Linked DNA regions of Homo sapiens: region 1 is linked to region 2. The links are chromatin contacts, found by Hi-C in ENCODE. All regions are on one chromosome and are shown on one strand. Each heading gives the region's core, a stretch centred on a gene start or an enhancer-like site at or near the end of the contact. The rest is flanking DNA. Distances are from core to core; before and after follow the strand shown.

Evidence for each region. A loop is a pair of places that touch in the nucleus more often than their neighbours do. Pooled maps may share reads with other maps.
Region 1: a loop to region 2 is called in a map with no recorded cell type, with 6 times the contacts of the local background. The contact joins two enhancer-like sites. A Hi-C loop is called at or near these places in 15 of 37 single-sample maps with no recorded cell type and 5 of 50 pooled maps.

Annotation. Positions count from the first base shown.
Region 1 is chr9:134,920,605-134,927,289 of GRCh38, reverse strand. No RefSeq gene overlaps it. Among named protein-coding and RNA genes, the nearest start is that of FCN1, 6.0 kb to the right of the region's middle. RefSeq lists an enhancer at 2,135-2,274. Within about 2 kb of position 2,134, at least 2 of the 41 ENCODE cell types and tissues checked have a DNase peak (open chromatin) inside an H3K27ac peak, as active enhancers do.
Region 2 is chr9:134,393,295-134,399,788 of GRCh38, reverse strand. All of the region lies in intron 1 of RXRA (retinoid X receptor alpha), which reads right to left. Among named protein-coding and RNA genes, the nearest start is that of MIR4669, 17 kb to the right of the region's middle. RefSeq lists enhancers at 1,968-2,876, 3,254-3,433, 5,741-5,900. Within about 2 kb of position 3,473, at least 17 of the 41 ENCODE cell types and tissues checked have a DNase peak (open chromatin) inside an H3K27ac peak, as active enhancers do.

The sequences.
Region 1 (6,685 bases), core at 885-3,384, 530 kb before region 2:
GCCTGGGTTATGGTTTTTTACCTGGTGGAGTGACTCAATCCTTCATTCCTGAAGGGTCTGGGCCAACTGGAGTCCTGCCTGGACTGGGCTGTTGTAGTTTCCCATTGACCTTAATTACAGGGCAGGAGGTCCCATTGACCTTAATCACAGAGGAGACACCCTAAGAAATCTGTACTCCATGCATACTCTTCCTTACCTCCGCTGTGGAGCAGTAGACTGACTTTATCTCGATGGTCTGGGTCAATCACCCCAGCCAACACTGTAACTCCCTTCTTAGGCTGTTGACTTAGAGGCAGGAGGAGGTCCTGTCCCAAAGTGTCCAGATGGCAATCTTAACTTCCAGTTTAATGGAATCATTGTGGTGTCTCCTGGTGGCAGCGTTCCTCCCTCTGGAACTAAGACCTCTAGGCCAGCAGAACATAATGTTGCGGGAACAGAAAGCAAACATTTTGCTAGTGGGTCACTAGGGGTGATGGTGAGTGGTGCCACTTCCACTTCCACTGCTTGATTCCTGGAGCCATGAATCCTGGCTATGGGGAAAATAGTATCATATATTTGATGCAGGTTCAGAGCATACACAGCCTCCTGGAGAACTTTGCCCCAGGCTTGCAAAGTATTGTCACCTAGCTGGCGTTGTAATTGTGATTCCGAAAGGCCATTTCACCATTCTTTTTTTTTTTTTTTTTTTTTTTTGAGACGGAGTTTTGCTCTTGTTGCTCAGACTGGAGTGCAATGGTGCAATCTTGGCTAACCACAATCTCTACTTCCCGGGTTCAAGCGATTCTCCTGTCTCAGCCTCCTGAGTAGCTGGGATTACAGGTGCATGCCACCATGCCCGGCTAATTTTTGTATTCTTAGTAGAGACAGGGTTTCATCATATTGGTCAGGCTGGTCTCCAACTCCTGACCTCAGGCGATCCGCTCACCTTGGCCTCCCAAAGTGCTGAGATTACAGGCGTGAGCCACCGCGCCTGGCCCATTTCACCATTCTATCAATCCAACTACTTCAGGACAATGGGGAACATGGTAAGACCAGTGAATTCCATGAGCAGGAGCCCACTGCCACACTTCTTTAGCTGTAAAGTGAGTGCCTTGGTCAGAGGCAATGCTGTGTGGAATACCATGATGGTGGATAAGGCATTTCGTGAGTCTATGGATGGTAGTGTTGGCAGAGCACTGCGTACAGGATAGGCAAACCCATATCTGAAGTGTCTATTCTAGCGAGGACAAATGGTTGCCCTTTCCATGATGGAAGAGGTCCAATATAATCAATCTGCCATCAAGTAGCTAGCTGATCACCCTGGGAAATGGTGCCGTATCAAGGGTTCAGTGTTAGTCTCTGCTGCTGGCAAACTGGGTACTCGGCAGTGGCCATATCCAGATCAGCCTTGGTGAGTGGAAGTTCATGTTGCTCAGCCCATGTGTAACCTCCATCCCTGCCATAATGGCCACTTTGTTCATGGGCCCACTGGGCTATGACAGGGGTGGCTAGGGAAAGAGGCTGAGAGGTGTCCACAGAAGAGGTCATCCTATCCACTTGATTATTAAAATCCTCCTCTGCTGAGATCACCCATTGGTGAGCACTCACATGGGATACAAATACCTTCACAGTTTTTGACCACTCAGAGAGGTCCATCCACATACCTCTTCCCCAGATTTCTTTGTCACCAATTTTCCAATCATGCTTCTTCCAAGTCCCTGACCATCCAGCCAAACCATTGGCTACAGCCCATGAGTCAGTATACAATCACACATCTGGTCATTACTCCTTCCATGCAAAGGGCACAACCAGGTGCACTGCTCGAAGTTGCCCACTGGGAAGATTTTCCTTCACCGCTGTCCTTCAGGGATGTACTAGAAAGGGGATGTAGTGCGGCAGCTGTCCACTTTCGGGAGGTGCCTGCATATCATGCAGAACCATCTGTGAACCTGGTCTTCTCTTTGTCTGTCAACTGATCATAGGGAACTCCCCATGAGGCCATCGGTGCAGGATGGGGGAGAAAAGGGAGGGTGGCAGGAGTGGAGACCATGGGCATTTGAGCCACTTCCTCATATAACTGACATGTGCCTTCAGTACTTGATCAAGCCCAATCACGTAGATATTTGGTGATGGAATGCTGCTGTACGTGACCCACTTTATGGCTAGATGGGTCAAAAAGCACCCAGTTCATGACATGCAGTTCAGGTCACATGGTGGCTTGATGACCCATAGTCAAACTTTCAGTTTCCATTAAAGCCCTGTAACAGGTCAAGAGCTGTCTTTCCCAAGGAGAGTAGTTATCTGCAGAAGATGGCAGGGCCTTGCTCAAAAATCCTAGAGAACTCCACTGTGATTCACCTATAGGGGCCTGCCAGAGGCTCCAAACAGCATCCCTATCTGCCACTGACACCTCAAGCTCCATTGGATCTGCTGGGTCATATGGCCCAAGTGGCAGAACAGCTTTCACAGCAGCCTGGACCTGTTGCAGAGCCTTATCCTGTTCAGGATGTAGGTCAAAACTAGCAGCCTTTCTGTTCACTCAATAAATGGGCTGGAGTAACATGTCCAAATGAGGAATGTGTTGCCTCCGAAATCCAAATAGGCCCACGAGGCGTTGTGCCTCTTTCTTCGCTGTACGAGGTGCCAAATGCAGCAACTTATCCTTCACCTTAGAAGGAATATTTCGACAGGCCCTGCGTCACTGGACCCCTAAACATTTTACCGAGGGAAAAGTTCCCTGAATTTTACTCAGATTTATTTCCTACCCCCTAGCACACAAATGTCTCACCAATAAGTCCAGTGCGTTTGCTACTTCTTGCTCACTGGATCCAATCAGCATAATCTCATCAACGTAATGGACCAGTGTGATACCTTGTGGAAGGGAAAAACGATGAAGACCTCTGCAAACACGATTATGACACGAAGGTGAAGAGTTGATATACCCCCGAGATAGGACAGTGAGGGTATATTGCTGGCCTTGCAGGCTAAAGGCAAATTGCTTCTGGTAGGCCTTATGGACAGGAATGCAGAAAAAGGCATTTGCCAAATCAATGGCTGCATACCAGGTACCAGGAGATGTGTTAATTTGTTCAAGCAGTGAAACCACATCTGGTACAGCAGCTGCAATTGGAGTCACCATTTGGTTAAGCTTACGATCATCCACTGTCATTCTCCAAGATCCATTTGTCTTCTGTACAGGCCAAATGGGAGAGTTGAACAGGGATGTGGTGGGAAACACCACCCCTATGTCTTTCAAGTCCTTGATGGTGGGACTAATCTCTGCAACCAAGAGACTCTTCCCGTTGACTCTTCAACAGGAATCCAGAGTGTATGCTCCAGGACTCTTGAACCCTCTTCATCTCAAGGTACTGGCTGTACTGTGTGCACCCACCCAAAACTATTACATCGAAATCCCCTGACCCAGCCCTCTGGAAGATCCACCCTAAACCAGACTTGGAGCTCTCAAGAAGCTGGACCTTCCCTTTCCTTCCCTTCCTGATCTGAGGCACTGCTGTAGCACTCTGAGCTGGCACTGTCCCTCACTGTGGTGAGCCGGGAACTCAACTTTGTCCTGTCCACAGTTGTTGGGGATATTTGGAGAGTGTCATTTGAGTCTCTGCCATTCCTCCCGCATACGTGGAGTCCTGAACTAACGTGCCTGGGAGGGCTCCTCTGTGCAGTCATCTGCATGCAGCTCCTGGGGTGTGTGGACCCAGAGCAGGTGTGCAGCGAGCCCCACCCTCTCTCAGGTGGCTTCTTATTCCGTGGCATTGTCGCTGTATTACCTGAGCTTCAACAGGTGAGCACAGTGTGGCACCCCTATGGCAAGCATAAACCAGTTATAAGGATGTTTCTTGATTTCAGAAATAGCAAGGAACACCCGGGCACAGTGGCTCAAGCCCGTAATCCCAGCACTTTGGGAGGCTGAGGCAGGCAGATCACCTGAGGCCAGGAGTTTGAGACCAGCCTGGCCAACATGGCAAAACCTCGTCTCTACTAAAAATGCAAAAAATTAGCTGGGAGTGGTGGCAGGTGCCTATAATCCCAGCTACTCAGGAGGCTAAGGCAGGAGAATCGCTTGAACCCGGGAAGTAGAGGCTTCAGTGAGCCGAGATCACGCCACTGCACGCCAACCTGGGCAACAGAGCAAGACTCTGTCTCAGGAAAAAAAAACAAAACAGAAACAGCAAGGACCCCCAGGTCCACTAGAGCAGAGAGGAAGTACCACATGGCACACCCTGGGGGTGAGGAGGCCGCAGAGGCTGTCCTGGGGATGACTAACTCCAGGAGGAAGTGGAGCAGGACCCCTCTGGCTGCCCTGGTTGTAATCTCGAGGGGCAGGGTGCGGTGAGGGCATATCCCCAATGATCCGCACAGCAGCCTGTGACTGATCCTGTGTCATCTGCCAGAAGGACCCTTCCTGGGGCTTGGGCAGCCAGGCTTTTTGCTAGATTATATTTTCTTTTGGTTGCAGCCACACTTCTTCTCTTCATAATAAACTGTTGCATTTTACAGTGTGAGAGTTTCTGCCTTGCTGACCCATGGGGTCAGAACCCCTCGGGGGTGGGCATGGTCCAGGGGGAAGGAATTCCCTCTGTCCACTCTGACCAGCCCCACTCTGACCAGCCTCACTGGCTGGCCTCTCCCTCTGTATCCTTCCAAGGCTCATCTCAGGCTGCAGACCCAGCACGTGAAGCAACAGCCAGGCTAGGGGTTGCTCAACCTCCCAGAAGCCTGAGCTGCAACAGGGAAGTGAACCAGCAGGCATTCAACATCCCCAAACCTCCCAGAGACAGCTGGGCTATAGCTTGTGGTGGGAGCAATACAGGACGATGGTGACCCTTATGTGTTCTATTTATTTTACTTAAATAGTTTATTTAAGCTTGCTCTTTTAAGTGAAATTTAACACCCATTCACCAGAGTGCATAAACTAAACCTGCATCACCCAATGAAGCCAAAACCCATCTCCAGCCCCCCGTGCCCCTTCCAGGCCTAAGGGCTCCCCCTCCTAAGGGAGCGGTCGTCTCACTGGCCCCTGCTAAGGGAGCGGTCATCTCACTGGCATGGTCTGGGCCTTTTTCTCCACGTTGCCACCGAGCATGCATTCCTTCACACTGCTGTTCAGTTTTGCCCACTTTCAAACTCTGTACAGATGCAAATGAACAGTTCGCATGCCTTAGTGCTGGCGCCCTGGATGCTCCGTGTGCTTGCGGATTTCAACAAAGCTTTTGCGTGAAGCTGGAATCCGATCATTTTATGGGTCTACAGGATGCTCCAGTATGAACGAACCTCAGCTGACGGCCCCATTCTGCTGCGGATGGACGTTTGGGTTGTTTCCGGCGTGGGGCTGGACATTTTCACACGTGTCTTCTTTCCAGCTGGGCACACCTCTCTGTTGAGTAGAACTGAGCTGAACATCGCTGGTTATGGAATATGCTGGTCGTAGGGAATTGTTGGGAATACTGCCAGTTTTCCGAAGTGCTTGTACCAAGGTTTCTGACACTTCTTCACCAAAACCTTGCAGAGTTGGCTGTTTAGAAAAATTTTAGTGTCTGCAGTCATCTCATGAGATTTAAGTTTTCATTTCTTGGATTAGTTATGAAGTTGAGCATGTTTTCATACTTCCATCATCTATTAAATATTATCTTTTATAAGCGTTTGTTGAAGTCACTTTCCCACTTTCTACAACATCGTTGATTTACAGAAACCCTTTATTCTGGATACAAGCCTTTTGTCACTTCTGTGTGTTGAAACCTCTCTTCCCTCACCCTGGCTCGTCTTTTCCCTCCCACGGTGGTGTATTTTGAAAAAGAAATAATACTATTTTCATGATCAATTTTTCCACTTGTCCTTTATGGTTTGTGGTTTTCCATCTTATTTAAAATAACTGCAAGGCTATTGGAGATCTTATAATATGATCTAAAACTGCTGTTTTCCCTCTCACATTTGGGTCTACCCTTCTCCTGATGTGGATTTTTTTTTCATCTGATAAAAGTCAAGTGTAACTTCTTGTTTTTCCATATGACTCTCCAGTAGTTTGTGCCACTCATTGAAAGTTTATTCTTTCACTATTGCTCTTTAGAGCCACCATGTCATAAATCTAGGGTCCGTATGTGCCTGGATTTGCTTCTGCACTCCCTACTCACTTCCCTAGGTTTGCTGTGTACGCCTAAGCCAGCCCCACACTGTCTCCATCACTATCGCTTGATAATGACTGCTGGTGTCACTTCAAGCAACTCACCCTTGTTTTTTCTTGCTCAAGAATAGCATGGCTATCAGCCTCTTGCCTTTATATAAATTTTATTTATTTATTTATTTATTTGTTTATTTATTTAGACAGAGTTTCACTCTGTTGCCCAGGCTGGAGTGCAGTGGTGCAATCTCGGCTCACTGCAACCTCCACCTCCCGGGTTCAAGCAATTCTCCCACCTCAGCCTCCTGAGTAGCTGGGACTACAGGCATGTACCACCACACCCTGCTAAATATATATATTATATATTTTTTGAGATGGAATCTCACTCTGTCGTCCAGGCTGGAGTACAGTGGCTCGATCTTGGCTCACTGCAACCTCCGCCTCCTGGGTTCAAGCAATTCTCCTGTCTCAGCCTCCTAAGTAGCTGGGTTTACAGGTGCCCACCATCATGCCTAGCTAATTTTTGTATTTTTAGTAGAGACAGGGTTTTACCATGTTGGCCAGGCTGGTCTT
Region 2 (6,494 bases), core at 2,224-4,723:
TCGGGGTACAGACCCCACCAGCAAATGAGCCTTGTCTGACCCACTGGAAACCTTCATCATTCACAATATTGGGAATAAGCCATTTCATTGAACTAAAAATGCAGACTTAAGGAATTCCAGAACCAGATGTTGGTGGCACCTACTGGCTAAGACAGGTACTGCAAACCAGCCCTATTGGTCATTCAACTCCTGGGAGGAGGACAGGCAGGACCCACATGTAGATATCAAACACATGCAGCCCAGAGGTCTCCACATCCAGAATCCCCAGGTGCAGAAGGCCAGGGAGAGAACAGCTAGGAGCTGACAAGACAAAGCAGGCAAAAGAGTGTGTCCAAGACAGACAAACACAAAATCAGGCTGCTCACGAGTCTATGAAATACCTGCATAACCTGATGTTACTGATTCCTGCAACTCTTGGAGAAGCTACCACCACCAGCCTGTGACAGACAGGGAAACTGAGGCATAGAGAAGGTGTGTGATGAGAACTGCCCCAAAGGCACACTCCCAGAAACCTGCAGCTGCCCCTAGGCCAGGCAACCATGCCCACCAGGGCACTGCGGGGACCCTGGGAATGCCACATGGCTGCCTCATCACAGCCCCACCTCACCCACCTTCAGCTGACCCCTGCCGGAGGAAACCTGAGCCAGCTTCTTCCTTTACCAAGCCTCAGTTTCCTCATCTGTGAAATGCAGACAGGCACGCGTACTCAGCAGCAAGTTCTGCTCAGCCCCAAATCCACACAGACTGAGCCTGGACCAGGGCTGGGCCCTCCTTATCCAAGCCAATCCAGGGAAACACTGTGCTGACTTCAAGGCAGAAGGGACAAGAAAGCATGACTGTGCACAAATTGGCTTTGCAGCCATCTCCACCAGGTAGCCCTGGGAGCACCTGGGAGGAGGCCGGGCCATGCAGGGAGCCCAAACCTCAGCACTGCATTCAGAAGCCGGGCCTTGGAATGGCCTGATCTGAGGCCCTAGGCACCCCTGGGAAGGCCGCCCACCTTTCTTCCTGGCCTCTGGGAAGAAGATGGGAATTTTAAGGCCATGGGAGAAGACACTCCTGGATTCTTTCAGCTTCTCCACCCACCCCCTGCTCCAGATGTAATCTGGGAAGACTGGGGAGTCAGGGGGACACTGAGTTGGAGGAGGGGACTGGAGGGTTTCTGGGACAGCCTTCCAGGGCACCTCAGGAGCTGAATTATTTAAGCCAGCTGCCCCTGGGCCCTGCTCCCAGCCCTTCCTGTTTACACAGACTCCGTCCATAGCAGACACCTTCCCAGAGCCTGGGTGACAATAGGCTGGGTGTGTTTTCTGGAATCCTCTAGAGAGAGATGCTTTTTGGCCAGGAAGAGGACATTAAAAAAGAAGAGGCAAAAAATGCCTCGACATCCTCTACTCACAGCAAAGGGCCCCGTGTGTGGGCTCTGTCTCTTCCAGGTCATTTATCCGTCCCCACCCCTGATTAAGTGGTGGCTACCATAGGCGTTATTCTTAAAACATCCTACTTTGGGGCCGGGCAGGGTGGCTCACACCTGTAATCCCACAACTTTGGGAGGCTGAGGTGGGTGGATCACCTGAGGTCAGGAATTCAAGACCAGCCTGGCCAACATGGCAAAACCCCATCTCTACCAAAAATACAAAAATTAGCTGGGCATGGTGGTGCACGCCTGTAATTCCAGCTACTTGGGAGGCTGAGACAGGAGAATCGCTTGAACCTGGGAGGCGGAGGTTGCAGTAAGCAGAGATCGCGCCATCGCACTCCAGCCTGGGTGACAAAAGCGAAACTCTGCCTCAAAAAAAAAATAAAAAATAAAAAAATCCTACTTTGGACTTGCAGGGGCACTTGTTACCAGCTGGTCTTCACTGACTTCCGTGGCCCTCCAGGTTCACCCCCAAACCACAGGGACAGCCTCAGACACTCAGACCCAACCCGGGAGCCAGCAGACACACAGCCCTCCCCACACAAGGGAGCGGCAGAGGGGCCTGAGTGGCAAAACTGAATGGCGGGATCTGGGAACCTCAGAACCTGAGCCATACAGGGCCCCACAATCCCAGACCCTCACACCCCTTACACCCACCGTGCCCACTTAGGGACCACAGGCAATCAGTGTGACTCCGAACCCCAGGCGAGGAGGAGCTCAGGAAGAACTCAGGGACCTCCAGGGCTAAACGGAAGAGCAGAAAGCAGGCCCTGATCCCGGCAGGGGCAGTGCCCAGTAGCCCCAAGGCGCCTCTCACAGCTACTAGATTTCTATCCAGGAAGACTGCACAGAAGAAGTGGTGGAGTGATCACTCCCTTGGCACAAAACTGACTCTAAAGTGCAGATACCTGGAGGCCGGGAGCAAAAGCCTTGTACCAGAGATGAATGCCCCGGAATGCCAGCACCCAGGGCAGGCACAGAGCAGCTCCCTGGGCCCCCAGATGGCAGATCCTGAGTGTCGGGGGCTAAGCGGCAGGTTTAGTAACATTGAAGTAAGGAATGTTCTTGTCCTGACTGCTGCCCAGTGACGGCACAGGCTGCTCCGCGAGACGGTGAATTGCCACCCCAGGTGTATGCAGGCACCACTCAGGACCCCAGGGACACTCACACCCCAGAGGGTCTGCTGGAAGAGGGAAGGGACACCCTGTTGACCAAAGTTCCTGAGCTGCACAGTTCCCTCCAGAACGCTCACCAGTGCCAGGATGCTTCTGCTCCCTGGACCCCAGAGCAGGAAGCCTGGGGAACCCCCACCAACTCCCTTCCGGCCTCTGCCTGGCAGGCGGGGGAGGCAGAGAAGGTGGCAGGAAATGCCAGTCTGACTGTGGTGGGGGCGGGGGTGAGCCCTCAGGACTCCAGCCCCCTCCTGGGCAGCCAGGGAACCTCCGGCCCTTGGAGAGGGGAACTCAAAATCCCCACATCCCTTTGGAATCTGCAGGGCCAATCGCGGCAGGGTCTGAGCAGGCCACAGGCTGGGGCCGAGTGATCAGGTCACCTGTCTAGATGAAAAACAGAGGACACCCGGACCATCCAATCTGGCGCCCCAGGAAGCCCAGCGGAGGGAAGGACGGCGTTCTAAATGGGGGAGCTTGGGGTAGGGTCCCGTGGGCTCCACGGTGGGGAATCCAGGATGGTGCAAAGGAAAGGCAGGGTGCCCGGGAGGAGGGAGGAGCTCGGCCTGCGATGAGGAAGCCCACTGGGTAAACCAGCACCCAGATGAGAGCTGGTCCTGAGCCTGCCTGCTCCCGGTCCCTGCAACGTCCCTGCAACCCTATGCCACCTGCCTGGGGACCCCCCCGCCCGGAACTGAAACCCCGTTGCAAGCAGCTAGCAGGCCCTCAGAGCTTCCTGGATCACCCACCTCCAGCCCCCACCTCCGGAAGTACTGCTTCCCCTGGCCTCCCAGGGGAGGGAGAAGGGCAGCGCTGGCGGGGACAGGGATGAGGACGTGGCAGGGACCACGGCGCGTCAAGGTTTGGGGGAAGCTGAAGGTGGTTAGTGTAGGAGGAAGAGGAAGGAAGTGGCCACAAGCCCCAGAGGGTGAGGGGCCCTGAGGAACTAGGGTGGGGCGGGCAGCCATGCCCAACCCAGGAGATGCCGGCCATGGTGAGAATGGGCTTCTGCTCACCCTTGGGCCCACAAGACCCACCACTCCCTGACGGAGAGACCCTAGGCAACCCCTTAGCCTAGATGAGCCTCAGTCTCCCCTTCTGTAAAATGGGCATGCCAACAGCAGAGGTTGTTGAAGATGGGCCCTACGGGCCCTCGGCGGGGTGGGCTCTCCGTACCTGCTGCACATCTGTTTCCCGCCTCCCCGCAGGGGCAGGCAAAGACTCGGGCCTGTCACCTCCAGCCCCAGGAGCATGGCCCGCTAGCGGCCTCCAGGCCAAGTGTCAGCTTACAGCTCAGGTGGCCCAGGCTGGAATTTCAGCTCTTCTGAGGTTACCCTGCCCTTTCCCCAACCAACACCCTGGCCCTAAATCTCAGCCCCATCTGAGGACAGGCCAGATTGGCCCTCCTGAATAGTTAGGAGAGACCCAGGCCTGCCTCCACAGGAGCCTGAGGGCCCCAAAGCAGGGTCGGATGATGGAGCTCCCTGAAGGCAATGCCAAGGGGCCCCATGGGGAGGTCCAGCCCCCCACCTCGGCCAGGCCTATGAAGTCACCCACCTGCGGGAACATGGACACTCAGGCCCCTGCTCTGAGCCAGGGGTGCCCCAGAACCACCCAGACTCTGGAGGAGAAAGGAGGATGGGGCCTGGCACACCAAGGTGTCCATCTCCTTCACTGCAGCCCGCAACTGCTCACAAAACCCCCAGGAAGTGGCCCTAAGGACTGCCGGCCCCACACAGAGCCCTGACCAGCCTGCTCCCTAGCCCTGCCCTACCCAACCTTCCGTGACACATGCAGAGATGCCCCAAGGGCCCAGTGAGACGGGCCCTTCCATGATCAGCCCCCCATGGCCGGCCAGTGGGCCAGGAGGGAAAGGGTGAGAAGGAAGCAGCGGTGGACACAGGAAGCCACGGTGAGGCCAGGCGGGACTCCGCCAAGGGAGGGACAGAAATCTGGGTCTGCACCAGACACAACGCCACAGTCCTGCCAGCCCCATGGACATGTGGGAGTTCGGAGTGACCGGGGTTGCAGAGCCAGCACAGACAGGCTCCTGCCAGGACTGAGAGGGGACTGATGCTTCCCTGAGAGCCCACGGTGTCCCAGCCTCAGGACAGAGCCCAGCCAGGCCAGGTCGGTCAGGCTCTGGACTCCTGTCCGGCCTCTGCCTCTGTGAGTTTGGTCCCCCAGGTTCCACGTGACCAAGAGACCCTCAAGGACTCTGAATGCCAAACCCACTTTTATTATCACCACCCCTGCACAAATGCAGAGAAAGCAGGGTCTTGACTCCCTATCCGCTCACCCAGGAGGAGCCAAACACTGGCCTCTCCCTCCTTGAGCTCCATGGGGCCCCCTGACATTGCCTCTCACACCTCTGCCCTCCCAGCCCAAGAGGCCCCCATGGTGGGGACCTTGTCCAGTTTCCCCAGTGCAAGATCAGGGGCTGGCACAAGGGGAGACTGGGAGACGCAGGGTAGTGAGGGGGCGTGATGTCAAGATGAGGGGACCAGGGGTGCTGCCTGAGGCCTCTGGCCCCTGAGGCACGTAGCGTGCAAGTGCAGCTGGCCAGGCAGCTCAGTCCGCAGGGGATCCAAAGGCAGGGGTAGATCTGCAACCCAGACCTATGAGACCCTGCCCGGGCCTCCCCCAGAGACCTCCGCGAGCTGCCAGGGCATGAGAATGAGGAAGAGTGACCCACACACCTTGACCTTCTCCAAGCCTCAGTCAGGAGACACCAACCAAACACCCTTCAGTCTTGACTGACCTCAAACTCCCAGGGCACAGGCAGTGGCCCTTCATGGAGACAGGCTCCATCAACACCCAAAGGGCCTCGGCAGGAAAACCACTCTTGATTATAAAACTCAGCTTAAAGCAATGTCTGTGAAGGCATCCAGCGAGCGTGCAATGACACATCTGCACTGTCACTGCCATCAACATCACCGTCATCATCACCACCGTCATCACCACCACCATCACTATGATCACCATCACTCACCATTAACATCACACATCATCAGTCATCATCACCACCATGATCACCACCATCACCAACATCATCAACACCATCATTACATCATCATCACCACCACCACCACCGTCACCATCACTACCAGCTGAGCAACCCCTTGCCCTGCTCCACTGTGCAGATGGCAGGCTGAAGCCTAGACAGAGAGGTTGACAAGTTTTGTCATAAATAGCAAGGGGATGGTGTTTTGGGTCCTCTTGGCCATACTGAGCAAGTTGAGGACTGGCCAGCGGCAGAAGGAAGAATAGGAAGTGGTGCCGAGGCTGATGGCCACCCTTGCACAGCCCACTCATACAGCCCAGGGGCGCTGGGGTTAGACCCAGTGGTGGCAGGTACAGCTGCAGCCCAGCCACAGTGAGGGAAGTGGGAAGCACACACAGGAGGAAGAGGGTGCTCAGGAGGGGGCTCCCCATGAGCAGTCAGTGCCTGCACCCAGGAAGCATTCAAGACAGAGCTGAGAGGTGAAGACACTCACTAACTGGGGCATGAGGGCTAGGGTTTTTGCAGGAACCCCACCCTGTCATGCCTACTCCCCTGAGAAGCCCACCATGGGAGCTGCGGCCACAGGCCTCACACCAGGCCCAGCTACATTCAACCAGATATGCACGCACCACCTTCCCCGAGTCTTGCAGCCGTTGCTATGATCACCCACCACGCTGGCAGGGCTGCCAGATGCCCATGGCGGCCACTGTCCAGGGATGCCCCAGGCGCTAAGGGGCACACTTAACCTGGGACCAGGCTGCCTGAACCACCATGGTTCAGAAGAGGAAACAGCCCCAGAGCAGCATCCACTCCCAAATTCTTCACAGCTTAGAGGCAGATGTGGACAGGAGGGGCACACCTGGGCCAGGCAGCTGGGAGGTGCAGGCCAAACTCTTGACAG